Linked DNA regions of Homo sapiens: regions 1 and 2 are each linked to region 3. A link is an interaction called in ENCODE POLR2A ChIA-PET data of the cell type or tissue named here. Cell type or tissue: MCF 10A. All regions are shown on one strand. Links, peaks and the distances in the headings refer to the core of each region. The heading gives the core; the rest is flanking DNA.

Region 1 (4,553 bases), core at 323-4,322, 160 kb before region 3:
AGTAATGCATGAAGGAGACTAAAAGTGGGGATCAAAGAAGCAGAAAGACAGCCAGGATGCAAGTAAAGTGACAGAAGGGTTTATCTGGCCAGGCTGTTTTCTTTCTCAAAGGGTTCAAGAAAGAATAACACTGAATGCTGCTGGAGAGACCAAGGTAAGAATGGTAATGTCCAGTAGATTACATATGTACTTGCTGCTATCTCTGAGCACTTTTGGCAAGAATTGGGGCAGTTCATGGAGGATAAGGGTAGACAGCTAAAAATCGGTTAAAAAGTAAATGAATGGGAGTTGAAATGTGATAACAGTAAACAAACACTAGTTTCTACTGAAACCTGACAGTGAGTGAAAGGGCCAAAGGGTGGAACAGACGGCTTCTAGTTTAATTTTTCTAGTTTTTTTTGAGATACAATCTTGCTCTGTCACCCAGGTTGGAGTGCAGTGGCAATCATAGCTCACTGCATACCACTGCCTCTGGCTAATTTTTTAAAATTTTTCTGTGGCGATGGGGTCTTGCTATATTGCTCAGGCTGGTTTTGAACTCCTGGCCTCAGGCGATCCTCCCCGCCTTGGCTCTCTAGTTGAATTTTTTTTCCTCCAAGACAAAGTTTTGCTCTTGTTGCCCAGGCTGGAGAGCAATGGCACAACCTTGGCTCACTGTAACCTCCACCTCCCGAGTTCAAGTGATTCTCCTGCCTCAGCCTCCGGAGTAGCTGGGATTACAGGCGAGCACCACCACACCCGGCTAATTTTTTGTATTTTTAGTAGAGATGGTGTTTCCCCATGTTGGCCAGGCTGGTCTCAAACTCCTGACCTCAGGTGATCCACCTGCCTCGGCCTCCCAAAGTGCTGGGATTACAGGTGTGAGCCACCAAGCCCAGCCTCTAGTTCAATTTTTTAAAGACTACTTGAAATTCTTTAAAAATTCAAGAAGAGCTAGCCGAAGGGCAAAGAGAGAAAAAGAAAAAACTAATTTAAGGCATGATGGGATCCACAGTATGAAGTAGGAGCTAAGGTCATCTACCAAGAATGCGGTAGAATGAAGATTTAGAAGAGGTTTTTTTAAGTGATGGATGTCAGAGCTAAACACAGAAAAAAAAGCACTGCCAGGCAGCACCGCAATGCAGGTTTAGCTGAGCCCTGAGACTACCAATGTGTAGTAGTATTAGTCCACATGGCTGTGTGATTACCCTCTGTAGGATTTTCAAAGTTGAGCAGCTATAATTATTGGATGGATTCAAGATAACAGGGCAGACTGATACGAGGTGAGGCAAGAGGCAAGATAATGAAGTGATGAACTGTGGGCTCTAGGCTAAATGGAGAATTAAATGAAGCCAAGAGGTGGCAGGTGCTGGACACAACTGTGGGCAGACAGCCTGGGGCAATCATTCTCAGCCTAGGCTGCACATCCATGTCACCTATGGAGTTTTGAAAATACTGATGCCTGAACCAATTTAACCATGTCTGTAGGGGTGAGACCCAGGCAGCAGTTGTTTCTTTTTTTTAAGCCCTTGATGTGACTCCATAGTGCAGTCAAACTTGACAACCACAGGTCTAGAAAGACTGGGTGACTGAAGAATGGAAAGGCCTATAATCCCAGCACCTGTGGAGGCCGAGGCAGGCAGATTGTTTGAGCTCAGGAGTTCGAGACCAGCCTAGCCAACACGGCGGAACCCCGTCTCTACAAAAAACACAAAAATCAGCCAGGCGTGGTGGCATGTGCCTGTAGTCCCAGCTACCCAGGAGGCTGAGGTAGGAGGACTGCTTGAGCCTGGGAGGTCAAGGCTGTGGTGAGCCATGATCGCACTACTGCACTCCAGCCTGGGTAACAGAGCGAGACCCTATCTCAAAAAGAAAAGAAAAAAAGCCAAGGTGGGAACATTTTTCTTTTTTTTCTGAGGCAGAGTCTTGCTCTGTCACCCACACTGGAGTGCAGTGGCACAATCTTGGCTCACTGCAAGCCCCACCTCCTGGGTTCAAGCGATTCTCCTGTCTCTGCCTCCCAAGTAGCTGGGATTACAGGCGCCTGCCACCACACCCAGCTAATTTTTGTATTTTTAGTAGAGATGGGGTTTTGCCACGTTGGTCAGGCTGGTCTTGAACTCCTGACCTCAGGTGATCTGCCTGCCTCGGCCTCCCAAAGTGCTGGGATTACAGGCGTGAGCCACCACGCCCTGTCTGTCTCATTTTTAAATAACTTCTTTTACAGTTCTGTTTTCAAATTTGGCTTTTGCAAGAGGGAAGCCTGGGATGCAGGGAAACCCACTGGAGACAGGTAAAGGTTAAACAAGGAGGGTGGGCTCCTTCCCCTTCAGATGGCGGGAAGCAGCCTCTGCAGCAACCTTAATACAGCTCCTCACAAGTGAGGCACAAGAATTTCACTCGGCTGGGTACAGTGGCTCATGCCTGTAATCCCAGCACTTTGCTGGGCTGAGATGGGGGAATCACTTGAGGCCAGGAGTTCAAGACCAGACTGGCCAACATCATGAAACCCCACCTCTACTGAAAGTACAAAAATTAGCGGGGTGTGGTGGCACGTGCTTGTAGTCTCAGCTGCTTGGGAGGCTGAGGCACAAGAATCACTCAAACCCAGAAGGCGGAGGTTGCAGTAAGCCGAGATCGCACCACTGCCATCCAGCCTGGGCAACAGAATGAGACTCTGTCTCAAAAAAAAAAAAAGAGAGAATTTCACTCTAGGTTTCTAAGGAAGAATATGAATTCCACAAGGGCAAAAGTTCACCTTGCTTAACAACCCCAGAATGTGTTGTTTTTATAATTCCGCTGTGTGGTTCTGCTGAACCAATTTATCTGACTCTAGGAATTTATCTTCCCTGCTCCAAGTCACAAAGCTTGTTAGTATTTCGTGTAAAATTAGGTTCACTGCTATATCAGCAAGTCCCTAACTTCACATAGTCCATGCCAGCAATTTCCAGTGACTAATGACCTTTGTTATTGTTATCACTCATGACTATATTACTGTTTGTTTATAATCAGTATATCATGACCAATTTACTACCTGTATCACTTATTTCAAAAATGGTATTGCTTCAAAATGGGCTTCATAAGCAATATAAAGCACACCTTCTTGTGCAAGCTTAACCTTGCTAACACAAATTCTCTCACAGAAGGTAAAATAACCAATAGTGAGTTAGCTCTATAGGAAAACACAAACTCTGCCCACTGGACAATGGGCTTACTACACTATAGAATGTAGAAGATTCCACCACCATAGAAAACAAATAGGAGATGGCTGGGTGCCATAAGGGGCACCTAACCCAATAAGGAACTAAAGTCTAAAATGACTTGAACGAGTAGGAGTTAATTAAGCAAGATTTTTGGAAGGAAAGAAGGAAGAGAAAGAAAAAAGAAAGAAAGTAAAGACAATTCCAAAGAAAGCACATTGTACATTTGGGGAAATGCCAGTAATACAACGTTGCTGGTTCAGCTCCTACAGAGCTGTGCTTGTCTCATTAAGGAGTTTGAACTGTAACCCGGAGGCAATGAGGATTCATGGTAAGATTTTAAGCTACTGTGATCCAAGATTAGTAATCCAGAAGGATAAAGGCTACAATAAGAAATATAAAATCGAGGGGGCACAAGGCTGCAGCTAGAGATACCAGCGAGTAGACATAGCTTCAACATCTAGGATAGATATGAAGGTGTGCTGAACTAACTAATGTCAGAGAGAAAGGCAGGGATAATGAATCAATAGAACCATCACTGAATACTAAAATCTTGCAATTTCCACTTTGCTCTTTTTCTTTTCTTCAACTTTTAAGTTCAGGGGTACATGTGCAGGATGTGCAGGTTTGTTACGTAGGTAAACATGTGCCATGGTGGTTTGCTGCCCAGGTCATCCCATCACCGAGGTATTAAGCCCAGTATCTATTAACTATTCTTCTTGATGCTCTCCCTCCCCACACTGCCCCTCACTTTGTTCTTTAAAGCTATCACACTATAGTCTAATTCCGTATCTTCCCAGGCTCAGGTTAAAGGGGCTGAATTGCTGGACTGCCTTATTCATTTCCCTGAAAGTAGCCCTGTAGCAATGATCCTGACTGATGAACGTTTGACCACAGTCCAAGGGCATTGGCAGGACTAAACCCAAAAAAGACGTTCTCAATTTACATTCCACTAAGGCTTGGAACACCAAGTATTCATGAATTTAAGGCAAAGATCGTACTAACTAAAAATAATATCCCAAATGCTAAAATTTACATGAAAAACATAACCAGTTTTTGACGGGTAGTTTATCGCAGTTATCCTGACACAATGAGTATGCAAATTCCATTCAAAAACTGTGCATCAGGTATTGAAGTTGCTGTACATTAGAGATAGCATATTTGGGTTGGGCGCAGTGGCTCACGCCCGTAATCCCAGAACTTCAGGAGGCCAAGGTGGGGGGATCACTTGAGCCCAGGAGTTTGAGACCAGCCTGGGTGACAAAAATTAGCTGGGCGTGATGGCATGCACCGGTAGTCCCAGCTACTTGGGAGGCTGAGGTGGGAGAATTGCTCGAGCCTGGGATGTGAAGCCGTGATCGAGCCACTGCATTC
Region 2 (4,553 bases), core at 323-4,322, 67 kb before region 3:
GGTTAACTACTCAATGACCTTCAGACAATGTTCCCCAAACACCCAAGTTTTATCATCTGAAGGCTTGCAATGTCCAACACAAGAGGAAACGGACCCTATTGGTGCTTGTGCATACCTGATCTAATCTGTTTCCACAACAACCCTAAGAGTATTTTATATTTGGAGAAACTTAATATTAAAGAAGTTTAAGAAACTCCTTCCTCATGACCACACAGCTAAAAAGTAACAGAACCAGGACTCAGACTTAGGCCTGCATGACTCTAAGCCCAGGTTTTCTTGAAATAATACAGAAAAAGTACTCAAGACAGTCCCTGATTCATAGTAAGTTCCAGGTAAGTATTGGCTATTCTTTATCATAACTTACTTATTTATAATTCTGTCATTATTATTACGTTGCAACGTCTGTCAAAAGGGTGGCTCCCTCTTTCTTCTGACGATGATTCTCATGTGCCTGAGACACATCTGGAGACACATTGAAGACAACTTCATTAACAGACCCTGTTCACATAGAAGCTTGAGAGCTGGTATTTGTCTAAGTTGTAAGTAAAGACATGCTTTTTCCCACTTTATTTAAAAGCCACTTTTCAAAAGTTTTTTGAAAGCACATCTTCTTCCCATCGTTGCTCTACCTCTGACTTTTCTGTTGCTGACATTTTCTTCAAAGGGTGACATCTTATTCAAAGAGTGAGTCTGCTGCATTTCCTTTGGGATTTCTTGAAGTCCCTAGGGGTCACTGGGCCAGCCATCATAGGTTTACCTCTTTCTCTAACTTTGTGAAGACATGATTGCCTTGTGACATGCATGGCATGTGCATCTCAGGCATTCAGCACAAATGCTGTGAATAAGGCAGATTGTTCTCCTTTTGCTTGGGGGAGATATGAGAATCCACGTGAGTGCCACATAGATAAGATAGAATCAGGTCAAGTTTGTTGATCGACAAGCTAGTCTGCATGAAACTTCATTCAACTTCTAATTAACCTTCTAATACTGTTGCTTTTTTACATGCCAGAAAGGGGGTATGAAATTTCTTCTCTAAAGAAAAATAGGATATACAGATGTATCTTTTACATTAATGCTGTACCATCTGCAGCCACACTGGTAGCCACTCTTGAGTTTCCTAAAAATTACACCTGTTTTGCTGCAAAGGATAGTCAGCCACTGAAGTTCAAGTATATGTGAAACTAGATGTTTTTTTTTTCTTTTCTTTTCTTTTCTTTTTTTTTTTTTTTGAGACAGAGTTTCGCTCTGTTCCCCAGGCTGGAGTGCAGTGACGTGATCTCGGCTCACTGCAACCTCCGCCTCCCAGATTCAGGCCTCAGCCTCCCGAGTAGCTGGGACTACAAGCACGGGCCACCATGCCTGGCTAATTTTTGTATTTTTAGTAGAGACAGGGTTTCGCCATGTTGGTCAGGCTGGTCTTGAATTCCTGACGTCAGGTGATCTGCCCCTCTCTACATCCCAAAGTGCTGGGATTACAGGCATGAGCCACAGTGCCTGGCTGTGAAACTAGTTTTGATGCTTCATTTTTATGTCAAATTCAGTTCACATTCTAGTGAATAAAGATGAGAAAAAGTAGCTGAGGATGTTGGAGGAGACATTAGGGAACTCTAGGGAAATGAGGAAGGGAAGTGAGAAAGCAGATGCAGGGAGAAAATTTCTCCAGCATCCCTTCTCCTACCACACGGGAAATTCTGAATACGTTCTCACAAAATGTGGCTGATAATTAGAGTGACTGAACTTCCTGACTTGACTGCAACAGCCTCAGTTTTTTCCCATTGCCCTGGCATGATTATTAATTTGCTTTTTTCATTCTCAAAAGTGTGAGATTTAAACAATAAGTTTAAAAAGCCACCTTATTCATAATCTAGTCCTCCAAAGTCTGGCTTCATGTTAATGTTTATGTAAAAAAAAACAATGAATTTTTTTAACCATCAAAGATTACATTTTAGCAAATCAAAATTCTGATTTCTGCCTAAACTTTCTCATATACAAGTGAGTATAGAAATGTTGTTGGCACCACTCTAAGAAGGTTCTGACAAGCATTCTCAAATTAGTTGAATTAGAGAAATTAGCTTCAGTAGGATTTTTGAAATCATATATCATTTTATCAGATAAAATGCTATTTTCTTAGTTGAAATCCAAAATCAGATTGTGTAGGGGTTATTTAAACTTTCTTCTTCTGCTTCTGTTTTTTTTCTTTTGGTCACGTGTTCTGCCTTCACAACTCATTGGTAGAGGTAGGATGGTCTGAGTTGAGAATAGTCCTATTATGTAAGACGGATACATCTGTTGGAATAGAGGAGGCACTGGATAGAAGCCCAACCAGACAGCTGAGCTCAGCAGCAAAAAAGTGGGTAGTAGTATAATCGCCCAGTGGGTTCACCTTGCCCACTGCCTAGACAGAGTCGATTTATCAAGGCAAGGGAATTGCAATAAAGAGTAATTCACACAGACTCAGCTGTGCTGGAGACCAGAGTTTTATTATTACTCAAATCAGTCTCTCTGAGCATGGAAGGGGGAGGTCAGAGTTTTTAAAGATAATTTGACAGGTAGTGGCTCAGGAAGTGGGGAGTGCTGATTGGTCAGGTTGGAGATGGAATCACAGGGGATCAAGTGAGGTTTTCTTGCTGTGCTCTGTTCCTGGATGGGATCACAGAACTGGTTGAGCCAGATTGCCAGTCTAGGTGGTATCAGCTGATCCATCAAGTGCAGGGTCTACAAAATATCTCAAGCACTAATTTCAGGTTTCGCAATAGTGATGTTATCCCTAGAAGCAATAGGGGAGGTTCCCACTCTTATAGCCAGAGGCTGCATGACCCCTAAACCATAATTTCTAATCTTGTAGCTAATTTGTTAGTCCTACAAAGGCAGACTGGTCCCCAGGCAAGAAGGAGGTCTTTTGGGGAAAGCGCTATTATCAATTTTGTTTCAGAGTCAAACCATGAACTGAATTCCTTCCCAAGGCTAGTTCAGCCTACAGCTAGGAATGAACAAAGATGGCTTAAAGGTTAGAAGCAGGATGGAGTGGATTAGGTCTGATCTCTTTCACTGCCATAATTTCCTCATTTATAATTTTTGCAAAGGAGGTTTCAGCAGTAAGCAGGCTGGTTCAACAATTCTTACAGGACAAGCCTACCCACATGGCATCAGCTTTAGGTAGTTCTCACAAGGCAGTTAGTTAAATCTTCCAGCATTCAGACTTGAACCATTTAGCAAATAGCCAGGTCAAATTACTTTCAGCTAAGAAGAACCTTGGCATGTATCAGAAAGCATGGGGTGATTATACTATTAATGCAGTGTCCCTTAAATTTCCTCAATTTTGGATTTAGTGGAAGTCTACAGAGTCATAGGAATTCAGCAGGCCATCTGAAGCCAGTGGAAGCAATATTTTCTGAGTTTTTCCTAAGCAGGGTTTTTGACTATTTACTTGGAAATTATTAAAAGGATGAGTCTGCTGCATATCCTTTGGGATATTTTGTATATATTTCCTTTGGGAAGAGCTATACGCTTCTCAACTTCCTCTCATCTCAGCCATCATGATATGTATTGGTAAATCAATGAATTTTTTTCATCACATTTTTCAATATATTCCCTAGACTTTCAGATGTCTCTGCCTTGTTACTGCAGATCATTTCCCTTTGTCCAAACTCTCACCTGCTACTCCAGTTAGAAGCAACCCATCATTTGTGTTAAATAAATACAGAAATATTTAATTTATTTAATATTAAATATTAATATTTAGCTGGGACTACAGGCATGTGCCACCACACTCAGCTAATTTTTGTATTTTTTGTAGAGATGGGATTTCACCATGTTGCCCAGGCTGGTCTCGAACTCCTGGACTCAAGTGATCCACCCACTTCGGCCTCCCAAAGTACTGGGATTATAGGCATAAATTAAATAAAAACAGTTTGGCATGAATATGAGGAGGAAGAGTCAAAGCAAGGAAGACCAGGAATAGAAGTAGAGAGAAAATTTTTTTACAGAAGATAGTAAGAGAAGAAAGCATGGGGGAAAAGATGCAAGAAGAGAAGGAGAATATGAAATAAGAGCCTCTCTTCAATAAGATTTGAGGGTTTTCTTCTCTCAGAGGACCTTAAGGATGCCTGAATTTAGCAGGAACAATTAGGGACAGTAAGCGCAGACTACTTAGCAACTTAGTGCCCACGCCCACCCACACCACCCCTATATCTATACCAGCACACTGTTGTATAGCAAATACAGTCATCCATAAGTCACAGGGTACTGACAAAGTTTTAGATTCAGTCTTTGTGACTGTGATGAGGATGTCTCAGGTGTAGTGCTTGGCTCTGTGTTACTTGCCAATTACACCTGGTTGGATGTAAGAGACCAACGTTTTGGGGTCCACATCTCTTCTGTGTGGTAGTTGCTTTCCTGTGTTCTTGTCTTGCAGTGAATTCATGAGGACTTTTACTCTAGATGAGTAGTGTGAACCTGAAAATTTGAGACAGGTCTCAGTTAATTTAGAAAGTTTATTTTGCCAAAGTTGAGGACGTGCACTTGTGACACAGCCTCAGTAGGTCCCGACAACA
Region 3 (4,000 bases), core at 1-4,000:
AACAAATACCACAGATTAGATGACTTAAACAATAGAAATTTATTCCTTCACAGTTCTGGAGGTGAGAAGTGAAAGAACCAAGTGTCAGCCGGGTTGGTTTCATTCTAAGACCTCCCTCCTTGGCTTATAGATGTCCCTTTGCCTTCATATATTCTTTCCTCTATCATTGTCTATACCCCAATCTCCTGTTCTTATAAGGATACCAGTCACATTGTATTAATGGCCCTGTTTAACTTAATTACCTCTTTAAAGACCTTGTCTCCAAATACAGTCACATTCTGAGGTACTGAGGATTAGGTCTTCAACATAAGAATTTTGTGGGGACACAATTCAGCCCATAATAAGTGGTTAGAAGCTCTGAACTAGAGCCAGATTGCCTAGCTCTATCACTTTCTAACTGCAACCTTAATTGTTCTGTGCCTCAGGTTTTTTAAATCTACAATACTGGGATAATAATAGTATCTATAAGGTTGTTAAGAGGTCTACTAAAAGATTTGTCATAGGTCTGTGGCCAGAAGTAGCCAAAGATCACAGAGCAGTGTGGACAATCGTTGATCAATAGATTTGGCTATCAGTTTATTCCCATTAAGAGTGCAAGAGTCCTTGCTCTCTTATGGATGTCCTATCTCTAACAGAGGACAGCCACTGACCTTGTTCACCTCTTGTCAATGTGGTCTCAGTAATGGGTGGACCAGACATACAGAACCAAGGCTTGATTCGTAAACTTGTTCAATACCCCATCATTATTGCACAGAATAGTCTGAAATTGTAGAATTGATACTGCAGGGCTAGGTCATTATATTCTAGTTTGAGCCAAAACTGCATAGCTTAATAGCCCAGCATCCTTGCCCTTTGATAGAGTCTGAGATAGCTTTCATTGCTGTCTTAAACCATGCAGCACACATGTAGCTTAATGTTTTCTAAGATTGATTAGTCTGCTATCCTGGAATAAAGCCATTCCATTCCTCTGCTTCTTACGCCAGTTAAAAAATTGGGAACATAACCAGTACAATTAGTCTACTGTAAACCTAGAACTTAATGTGTCCTAAAATAACATATTTTCAGGAAGATGACAGTAAAGTCTACAAGTCTCTAATGAATTATTCCAGGACTGGAAACTGTGGGAACTGTGTGTGTTAGGTTTGAATTCTTGTTATAATTAGCTGATCTGCCAGAGGAGAGTGCTATTTGGATTACTGGGACCAGCTGGAGTCAAGGCTGTATAATTCATCACTGGCTGCTTAGGCTTCTATTAATGGTCTCAGGAAAGTGTCAAAGCATAAGACTGAGGGCCCTAAATATATCTTTATCTTCTGGCTAAGAATTATTTACATTTCTAGAGTAAATTTGTGCTATACAGAGTTCTATCATGAACTAAGAATTGTCCATATCAGATATGAGCCCTAAAAAGAGCATAGGACAAGTATGGAAACTACATACACTTTGTTTAAATACTTTTAGTTCTCTTGATAAGGTACAAGATATTTATTTGCAGGACATATACTGTTTTTGTTAGTGCCCTTTTACTCTTTTATTTAGTCCATACACCCTAATCCATCTGTTATGACAGACTGGCATTTTTAGAAACAGAAACTAGCAGAAATTAGTATGATCTTTAATTTCAGTTTGATTTTAGAAGTATTTAAACCATAATAAGCTCTTTTTAATCACAAGTTATATGTCTATTGTTATAACTCAAATATCTAATAAGAATTTATGAAACAAATCTTAACTAATGACTTACGATTTGGCAAAGTTAGAAAAAAAAGGCTTTCAAATTAGCTAATGGTTTTAGAGCCATTTGAAACAACTGAAAGAAGTTTTCCCCTCACTACTACATTTACCAGCAAGAGATAAATCACTTCCATTTGTTTGGCAACTGTAAAAGCTTAAAAATCCATATTTTAAAAATGAGTTTACAGTAGTCCCCCTTTATGCCGGGAGAATAAATTCCAAGACCTTAAATGGATGCCTGAAACTGCGAATGTTATTGAACCCTATATATACTGTTTTTTCTCATATATTCATACCTATGATAAAGTTTAATTTATAAATTAGCCATAGTAAGACATTAACAGCAATAACTATAGTAAAATAGTAAAATAGAACGACCATAACAAATACCATCCTCATTACTCTTGTGCTTTGGAGTCATTATTAAATACAGAAGGGGTTACTTGAACACAAGCACTGTGATTCTGCAACAGCTGATCTGATAACTGAGAATGCTACTAAGTGACTAATGGGCAGGTAGTGAGTACATATAGTGTGGATATGCTGGGCAAAGGGATGATTCACATCCTGGGCGAGATGGTGTAGGATGGCATGAAATTTCATCACACTGCTCGCAACAGTGCAATTTAAAACTTATGAATTGTTTATGGAATATTCTGTTTAATAGTTTGGACTGCAGTTGAACACAGATAAATGAAACCGAGTATAGTGAACTCATGGATAAGGGGGAACTACTGTATATCTCAACTGTAAAACTAAAAACAAGGAGAAAAGGTGTTAAAATTTTTTTGAAAAAAAGAAGGAAAAATAACAAAGAATGTTATTGTAGCTTTAACTTATTTTTATGGTCCCAATTATTTTTATTTCAGAGCACAACATTTTGGCTGAAAATAATACCCAGTTAACAATATTTTTAGTGCCTACCACATATAAGATTCTATGCTAGATTTTATGGGCTAAAAAAGAAAAGTCTGTATGGCATAAGATTTTATTAAGCTACTAACTGACTGCTGACTTGTGAATATATTTTTATGAACAATGTATCAGATTCAGACATGCCTTCAGAAAGCTCCGTTAAGAGTGAAAATGTGTGTCTATATTGGACATGGCCTGCTAAATATAACACGTTCCTTTCACTTTAAAATAGTTGCTTACAATCTGAGGTGTTGTCAAAGAAACCTTGGTAAGATTCAGGAATTGTCTAGATTCTCAAATTTTCTATCACATGACCAGATTTTTGGATTATGTGGGTAAACTGGATGCCTTAGACATAAAACCTAGCTTTCCACTGCCCTAGACTGTCAATTTAACTGGCAATACTTATAATTAGCATGCTCATATATGTTCCATATGAACAGAGAAACAGAATACAATCAGTTCTCACTCAGGGTAGCAGGGAGCTTGGGACACAGATTAAGGGGTTTATGAATTAATAGTCTTTCCCCTACGAAGGCTAGTAGCATCATAGCTACAGATGAGCTGTAATTTACACTGATTGACATGCTTATTTTCTCCCTTCTCCCCCCGAGTACCCCTAAACACACATACACAGACACACATCACTCACTCACAAACCCACCAAGATTGAAGGTCTTGAACTAAACTTTAGGACTCTGCCATCTCCAGAGAAGGACTTTTTCACAGTTCTGATCCTCAGCCAGTAGAGGATCCAGAATTTCTATATGGAATGGACTTGGGGACAGCAATTTTATAAAAATTTTTGTTGAGGTTGCTATGTGCATGGTAAGCATGGTAATTTTACTTAGATTGTATTTTTATTTTTGGTGGCGTATAAGGTTGACGCTAGCATAGTTTATGGAGGGAAGTGCTAAAACTCTCCCAAGTCAGCCCTCTCTGGCTCCAGGTTCCATTGAGGGAGGTAGAGGTGGGAGTAATTTACAGTCAAGTAGGAACAATTGAGTTTACAAATTACCAAACTTTCCCAAGGATGGAGGAAGTGAGTACTGTGTTTGATATTTGGTCTGTAGAACTCGACTGCAGTTTACACATTTATAAAGTCAATTTTTCACTTGATTTTGAGTGTAAAAGTACTTTAAAAATACTTTTTAAAAATAAAATTTTGGGCCAGGCGCGGTGGCTCACACCTGTAATCCCAGCACTTTGGGAGGCCAAGGTGGGCGGATTACTTGAGGTCAGGAGCTGGAGACCAGCCTGGCCCACATGGTGAAACCCCGCCTCTACTAAAAATACAAAAATTAGTCAGGCATGGTGGCAGACGCCTGTAATCCCAGCTGCTCGGGAGCCT

What was found. Peaks named below come from ENCODE experiments on the same cell type or tissue, not always from the same donor. Only the 100,000 strongest peaks of a DNase experiment are listed, where the experiment ranks them.
Region 1: POLR2A ChIA-PET joins it to region 3 with 5 read pairs; 4 of 35 experiments call an interaction of 5 or more read pairs at or near these places.
Region 2: POLR2A ChIA-PET joins it to region 3 with 5 read pairs; 4 of 35 experiments call an interaction of 5 or more read pairs at or near these places.

What each region holds. Positions count from the first base shown.
Region 1 is chr9:111,900,906-111,905,458 of GRCh38, reverse strand. All of the region lies in intron 1 of UGCG (UDP-glucose ceramide glucosyltransferase), which reads right to left. Among named protein-coding and RNA genes, the nearest start is that of UGCG, 6.4 kb to the right of the region's middle. RefSeq lists an enhancer at 1,601-1,700. In MCF 10A, for the core only: no CTCF peak of the experiment used is centred there; no DNase peak of the experiment used is centred there.
Region 2 is chr9:111,808,782-111,813,334 of GRCh38, reverse strand. No RefSeq gene overlaps it. Among named protein-coding and RNA genes, the nearest start is that of SHOC1, 16 kb to the right of the region's middle. In MCF 10A, for the core only: no CTCF peak of the experiment used is centred there; no DNase peak of the experiment used is centred there.
Region 3 is chr9:111,741,749-111,745,748 of GRCh38, reverse strand. All of the region lies in intron 10 of SHOC1 (shortage in chiasmata 1), which reads left to right. Among named protein-coding and RNA genes, the nearest start is that of SHOC1, 51 kb to the left of the region's middle. In MCF 10A, for the core only: no CTCF peak of the experiment used is centred there; a DNase peak (open chromatin) is centred at 2,278.